Regions from separate parts of the Homo sapiens genome. Here region 2 is linked to region 1. Evidence: chromatin contacts called from ENCODE Hi-C data. All regions are on one chromosome and are shown on one strand. The core of a region is the stretch at or near the end of the contact, and the rest is flanking DNA. Distances in the headings are between cores, read along the strand shown.

The links. A loop is a pair of places that touch in the nucleus more often than their neighbours do. Pooled maps may share reads with other maps.
Region 2: a loop to region 1 is called in a pooled map, with 2.1 times the contacts of the local background. The contact joins two enhancer-like sites. A Hi-C loop is called at or near these places in 2 of 168 maps with a recorded cell type or tissue (CD4-positive, alpha-beta memory T cell and naive thymus-derived CD4-positive, alpha-beta T cell) and 10 of 50 pooled maps.

Annotation. Positions count from the first base shown.
Region 1 is chr13:43,906,340-43,909,878 of GRCh38, reverse strand. No RefSeq gene overlaps it. Among named protein-coding and RNA genes, the nearest start is that of LACC1, 28 kb to the right of the region's middle. Within about 2 kb of position 1,343, at least 2 of the 41 ENCODE cell types and tissues checked have a DNase peak (open chromatin) inside an H3K27ac peak, as active enhancers do.
Region 2 is chr13:45,327,472-45,331,418 of GRCh38, reverse strand. No RefSeq gene overlaps it. Among named protein-coding and RNA genes, the nearest start is that of SNORA31B, 7.0 kb to the left of the region's middle. RefSeq lists an enhancer at 767-1,267. Within about 2 kb of position 1,623, at least 19 of the 41 ENCODE cell types and tissues checked have a DNase peak (open chromatin) inside an H3K27ac peak, as active enhancers do.

The sequences.
Region 1 (3,539 bases), core at 94-2,593:
AACATTCACCACCACCACCACTACCACCACCACCCCCTAAAAGCTGCTCAGCCTCCTGTATCCTTTTATGCCTAGTTAAAGGCATCACTCCTCACTCAGTGACCTAAGCCAGGAACCTGGCAGTCACAAAGTACTTTCTCCTTATTCCCATATTTGATTCCTCACCAAATTCTGTTGACTGTCTCAGATCCATCCCTGCCTCTCCTTCAGCACAGATTTTACTTGGTTCAGGCCTTAACATCCCCACCCACCCAGACTCTAGGGTTATTTCCCAGCTGGTTGCACATATCTGGTCTCACCTCTCTCCAATCCATGCCACATCCAGCCAGAGAGGATCTAAAATGCAAATCTGTTCACATCATCCCCTTTCTGTATCTTGTAATGGTTCTAATGCCTAAAAGATAAAGTCCTAACTTCTTTGCATGTCCTTCAAGGGCCCTTTTAATCTGGTTTCAGCCTTTCTTTTTAAAATCAACTTTGGCCACTTGCCTATATGCATCATACCTTCTTCCCATCTAAAATTTCAGAGTCTAAAATTGTCAGACTTGAAGTGCCAATGCATTTTATCTCACTGTGTAGGACAATATTTGACCCTGTATCCATTTAAACTAGTTGACTTACCTCTATATCTAAACCAAGGACCAATTTATTTCTTGATCACCTCTGCAAAGCTGATACTTTGGTCACCACGATGGCTGGTAAATGCCCCTAATATAGCAATTATTTGATCGTATACGCATTTAACCTACTAGAACTTCTCTACTGTCAGAAGGGCAGGGAGGGACATAGCAGATGCTGGCATGTGAGGAAAGTATATAGTTTGGCATTTCATATATCAGCATCACCATAACAACCACTCAAATATTTGTTGAACATTGGTGAGTCAATGATGAAAGAGTTTAGAAGAAGGAATTTCAGGGAAATGGAACAGCAGGAGCAGAGGCAGCAGTGAACTTGCAGTAGGCTAAGAACAACCCAAGGTAGTTTTTTTTTTCCCTGACACTGCTAAATTGAAGGTTTTTATAAAGGAGCTAAAGATGAGGAAAGTAGCCAATCTGAATAAGCTGTGACTCAATAAGTAGAAGATGAAACCAAAACATACCTCAAAAACTTCTGCCTGGGAGACTGGAAGATTGGTGACACCTTGATGGAAAACAGTAAGACTGAATTGTACATTCAGACCAGTTCTCACCATCTGAATTTGAAAAAGAAAAAAAAAGTCTAAGAGGAAAAACTGAATAGTTACTACAAATTACCTACAAACGTCCTTGCCAGTATGAGGATTTATGCCACCTGGTGGCAGTTTATCTAATTTTGTTATTCAATTCTTTACAATAGTGCAAACTCTCAAAATTTGTACTTACAAACTTGAGCACTGTGTCAGGCATGAAGGAGCTATTAAATTTTTTTTGTAGAATAAATGGATGAGTGGAATGTGTAAATAAATTATTCAATGAAGCAAAGCTCTGTGATGAAAAAAGCTCTGATCCAAAGGTCAAGACAGTTGGCATCTAGTTTCACACTAACTGTCGAGTGATTCCCAGGAGGTCACAGACCTCTCTCCCAGCTCTACCATTCCTGACTTTATATTGGGGTTTTAGTTTATTTATCTAAAAAAAATGATATGTAAAAATTTCTTACAGTTATAGTATTTGAGTTTTTTATATATAAATTATATATATATAACAATATGTTATATATAGCACAAACTCAACAAAAACTCAAATATAACTGTAAGAAATTTTTACATATCTTTTTTGTTATATATGTATATTGGGATTTTTATTTGAAAAATTATTAGCTGAGTTCAAAAGTCCTTGAAGAGTCACAACATCAGAGGGTCTGTCAGGAGTGATATGTACACTTCTGGCAGTTGAATTTGAACTCACAGCTGGAGGAAACTTGCTGGTTCTAAGTTCTCTTCTGATTATGTCATCATTGTTTCTCTTTAGCCAGATGTTTCTAATGATAGCTTTCTAGATGACATTCCTCCTATTTTGTCCAGCCTCCGAATCCCCTCCTACACAGCACATTTGACCCCTTCCTATGAGTATCCAGGCCATACTCACAGGTGGGGTTTGAAGGGTGAGTACACACTGCTATGTGGATTTTTTTCTTTTTAGGCTAATATTATGTTTAATAAATGGGATTATGCTATTGTATGTATTTGTCTAATTTTCTCAGCTAAAGCAAAAGATCTATCCAAAAGGAGGCTTTTTAAAAAGTCGTATTCCTAATACAAGGTCTTTATGCAATAGACACTCAGTGTGTCCTTTTCAATACTGATCTTTATGATGAGAGTTAAAAAGCATTATCCAATTTAGGGACCAGGGAGGGGCTATATAAGATGATTCGGAAGTACTAGTAGTGCCAGCAAGTAGCAGCGTGCTAAAATCACACCCCACAATAGTGGGAGTACGTCAAAGGGACACAGGAACCCAACTGAAAAAGCACCAATGGCCAATTTAAGAAAAACAAATAAAATAATATTAGATTATAATCTAAAGTATATAATAAATATCCATGAGTTCATACTAACTTAAATAAATGATTGAATAATGGGAGAGAGTAGACAAATCTCAGGTATAGAAGAATTTGTAATAATTGATGTAGATACTCCACCGTCACAGTGTGAAACACAACCCTCCACTCTTTAAGTGTGGGCTCTGCACACACTGCTATAGAGTGTAGTATGGGAAGGCCAATGAAAGAGTAACCTTGTGATAGAAAAACCTGGCAAACACTGCCTCAGTCAGACTATCAACAAATGCTAAGTCAGGTTGGTAGCACATACCCTCCATGTGAGGTAATGAGAATAGCACGTTACCTCTGTGGTCTTCCTCCCCCAAATCCATATCTTCACCCTAATCATGAGAGAAACATCAGACAAATCCCAATTGAAGGACATTCTGTTAATACAAAATACCTGGCCAGTGCTCCTCAAAGCTGCCAAGGTCATGAAAAATAAAGTCTGAGAAACTGTGATAGCCAAGAAGAATCTAAGGAGATATGACAAATAAATTGTAATAAATTATCCTGGATGGGATCCTAGAACAGAAAAAGAACACTAGGTGAAAACAAAGGAAATCTGAATAAAGTATGGAATTTAGTTAATAATAATGTATCAATATTGGGTCATTAATCACAACAAATGTACCAAACTAATGTAAGATGTTTCTAATAAATGAAACTGAGTGTTGGGTGTATGGGAACTCTGCACTATCTGTGCAACTCTCTGTAAAAAGTTTATTTTAAAAAATGGGTCAAATCTCCCATCACACTCATCAGAAACTAGTGCCATGTTCGGAGATGCAAGGAAACGTCAAACTATTACTAAATATCTTTTGGAAAATTAGATAGCAGAAAACTAGATAGGATATTTTAAAAGCAAGAATCTTTCCTTTGAGGCAGGAGGAAGATAAAAGATGGCTTAAGAGCAGTTATATATTTTTTATTTGAAAAAAGTATAGTTCATTAAAGAAAATATAGGAAAAACTACACAAATGCAGAAAAAGGAAACAAAAGCTTTCATAATTTCA
Region 2 (3,947 bases), core at 374-2,873, 1.4 Mb before region 1:
CCACAGTGGTGGATTTTGTCAGATGGAACACAGGCTGTGTGTTAGTACCGTTGGTGACTGCCATTATATCAGCATGATGGTAACACCAACTGCTGGTATCTATTAAAAGTAAAAGTGACTAAGCTTCTGAAATTTGGTTAAGTAATGTGCAACCTGTTCTGCTCTGTTCCATAGACCAGGGAGGAGGAGGAGGACTGGGTGTGAGTGTCAGAGCAGCAGAGATTTTCATGTAGGGGAGGAAAAATTGCTTTCCACACCCATTGCTAAGTTCATGACTGAGGCCCTTATAACAAAAGACAAATCGACAAAAGCAAAGCGTACATTTTTTTGTTGTTTTTATTTTTTGAGACAGTCTTGCTCTGTCGCCAGGCTGGAGTGCAGTGGCACGATCTCGGCTCATGGCAACCCCCACCTCCCGGGTTCAAGTGATTCTCCCACCTCAGCCTCCCGAGTATCTGGGACTACAGGCACGCACCACCAGGCCCAGCTAATTTTTGTATTTTCAGTAGAGACAGGTTTCACCATGTTGGCCAGGACGGTCTTTATCTCTTGACCTCGTGATCTGCCTGCCTCAGCCTCCCAAAGTCTGGGATTACAGGTGTGAGCCACCATGCCCAGCCAGCGTACATATTTTTTAAATGTTTTCTGTGACATGGGAGCCTTTGTAAGGAAATGAGGACCCAAAGAAACAGGTGAGCTTGTGTATTTTTCTGTTTTGGTTTAATGAAGAGTGAACAGTTGTGCAAAAGTATTGGACAAAGCGGATGATCTAATGGTAAACTGGGGGGAACTTAGCAAGGCCTGTTTGTTCAGATTCTTCTCTGTGTTTCTGTGTCTTCAGAGATGAGGATATTTATTTTCCCTGGGTATATGGAGGGTACCTCTCGAATGAGAGTAATTTCTTTCTTTCTTTCTTTGAGACAGGGTCTCACTGTGTTGCCCAGGCTGAAGTGAAGTGCTGTGATCATAATTCCCCGTAGTCTCAAACTCCTATGCTCAAGAGATCCTCCCAACTCAGCCTCCCAAAGTGTTATGATTACAGGCGCCAGCCACTGTGCTGAGCCTACACCACACCTATTGAAACAGAATATTCAGCATTTAATATTTCGGGTTTTTTGTTTGTTTTTTGAGGGAGAGTCTCACTCTGTCACCCAGGCTGGAGTGCAGTGGTGCAATCTTGGCTCACTACAACCTCTGCCTCCTGGGTTTGAGCGATTCTCCCGCCTCAGTCTCCTGAGTAGCTGGGATTACAGGTGCCCACCACCACGCCTGGCTAATTTTTGTATTTTTAGTAGACACGGTTTCGCCGTGTTGCCCAGGCTGGTCTTGAACTCCTGGCCTCAAGTGATCTGCCCGCCTCAGCCTCCCAAAGTGCTGGGATTACAGGCATGAGCCACCGTGCCCAGCCAGAATATCCAGCATTTTAAAAACCCTTCTGGGATTTCAGCTCCCTGCTGGGGATTGAGGAACCACTATTGTAGCAGGAAGCATGGGAAGGAAATGAGCTCATGAGATAAAGGAAAACAGCTCAGGCAGCTGGCTTGTGGTTACTGCCCTCTTGCTAAAGCAACATATAAAGCGCCAGAGTGGAAAGGAATCTAATGCGCCTGTCCAGTGCTCAGCACCCTTGACTTCCGTCCCTCTTAACCACAGTGCGTGAAGGCCCTGCAGTTCCCCAGGTATGGCTTGGCCTCGTTTTCCACATTGTATGTTAATGCAATAATTTTGTTTTGTTTTTTTTTTTTTTGAGACGGAATCTCGCTGTGTCGCCCAGGCTGGAGTGCAGTGGCGTGATCTGGGCTCACTGCAAGCTCCCCCTCCCAGGTTCACGCCATTCTCCTGCCTCAGCCTCCTGAGTAGCTGGGACTACAGGCGCCTGCCACCACGCCCGGCTAATTTTTTGTATTTTTAGTGGAGACGGGGTTTTACCATGTTAGCCAGGATGGTCTTGATATCCTGACCTCATGTTCCTTGCCCTCAGCCTCCCAAAGTGCTGGGATTACAGGTGTGAGCCACTGCGCCCAGCCAACGCAATAATATTTTAATGCAGCCTAAACTGACATTTGCTTCTTTTGGGTAATATCAGACAGGAGACTTGTCTTGAATTTCTGCCAGCTAAAACTTGTCTTCATGCTTGCTGCTGAAACCAGGTCTGCCCCATCCACACACTGGTGCAGTTGGATTTTGGACTCACACGCAGGAACTTACACTGTGATACCTTTTTCTCACTTTGCATACCAGATGTCTCAGCATCCGATGTGTACTTTAGACATGTTCCTTCCTAATTCCTTTTTCTTTTCTTTTTTTTTTTTTTCATTCTATTTTAGCTCGGCTAAAACAAATAAAAGATAAGCGTCTGCATCAATTTGGCAGACTTACAAGAAAAAAAGGCATTCTTTCCATTTTGGAAGAAGGCATGTGGAATTAGTACTATGCAGTGGTGGTATTTTGAAATCTGGGTTCTAATAAAAGCCCAACCACTTGCTGTGAGAACTCCAGCATCTTAACCTCTCTAAGCCTCAGTATCTCCATCTAGAAAACAGAAACTCATACTTACCTCATCGGCTGATTTGGTAAGTAGAGGCTATCATAGGAGTGCCTTTACCATGAGAAATTCTTACAATACTGGTCTCTACTCTGAATCAGTGCAAAATACAGGATGCCTGTTCACATTCTCTGACTTGCAAAATACAGGATGCCTGTTCACATTCTCTGACTTTTGTGTAGCCTTGGGAAACTGCATCATGAATATGTTTTAGGGGTCAGGCGCAGTGGCTCACGCCTGTAATCCCAGCACTTTGGGAGGCCGAGGCAGGCGGATCACAAGATCAGGAGATTGAGACTATCCTGGCTAACACGGTGAAACCCTGTCTCTACTAAAAATACAAAAAATTAGCCGGGCATGGTGGTGGGTGCCTGTAGTCCCAGCTACTCGGGAGGCTGAGGCAGGAGAATGGTGTGAACCCGGGAGGCGGAGCTTACAGTGAGCCAAGATCGTGCCATTGCACTCCAGCCTGGGCGACAGAGTGAGACTCCGTCTCAAAAAAAAAAAAAAAAAAAAAAGAATATGTTTTAGGCCGGGCGCAATGGCTCACGCCTGTAATCCCAACACTTTGGGAGGCCAAGGTGGGCGGATCACAAGGTCAGGACTTTGAGACCAGCCTGACCAACATGGTAAAACTCTTGTCTCTACTAAAAATACAAAAATTAGCTGGGTGTGGTGGAAGGTGCCTGTAATCCCAGCCACTTGGGGGACTGCGGTGAGAGAATTGCTTGAATCCAGGGGGCAGAGGTTACAGTGAGCCCAGATTGCACCACTGTACTCCAGTCTGGGCAACAGAGTGAGAAGAGGTCTCAAAAAAAAAAAAAAAACTTTTTTAATCTATCCCTAGATTCTTCTTCAGGGTTGACAAGCAGTTTGATGTCACTTTAAAATGGGCAACTCATACCTTCCCTGTACCACGTGAAACTTTGTGTGCCTATATTCTTTTTTTTTTTTCCCCCCAAACAAACATTGCAGGGTTGATCCTAGTCTTGAAAGTTCGGGCCTTTCCTCTTGGCCTGTTTCTGGAGGAAATGCTCATGAGGTGGGTGAGAGGCGGATGACATCCTGTCGCTCTGGCCTCACCCTGGGGATGCCACATGACAGCACCGCAGCATTTTCAATAGGTGACCCATCTGCGAGGAGGAAGGAAAAATGTGCCCAAGGCCATTATGGAGAACAAACACCTATGCAGTTGGAGAATGCTGAAGACACCCAAGGGTGTTGTCCTCTCCCTCCTGAGAGAAGCTAAGAAGATCCAGGCTTAGAGTGCTACAGAAATAGAGATTTAGGATAGAAAAAAAGGAAGGATTTCCTAACTACCACCAGGGCTATGAGGCACTGATATGACTTACTTGTGAACACAGTTGTATAGAATTGTTATGTGGCAAAGACGAAGATCACG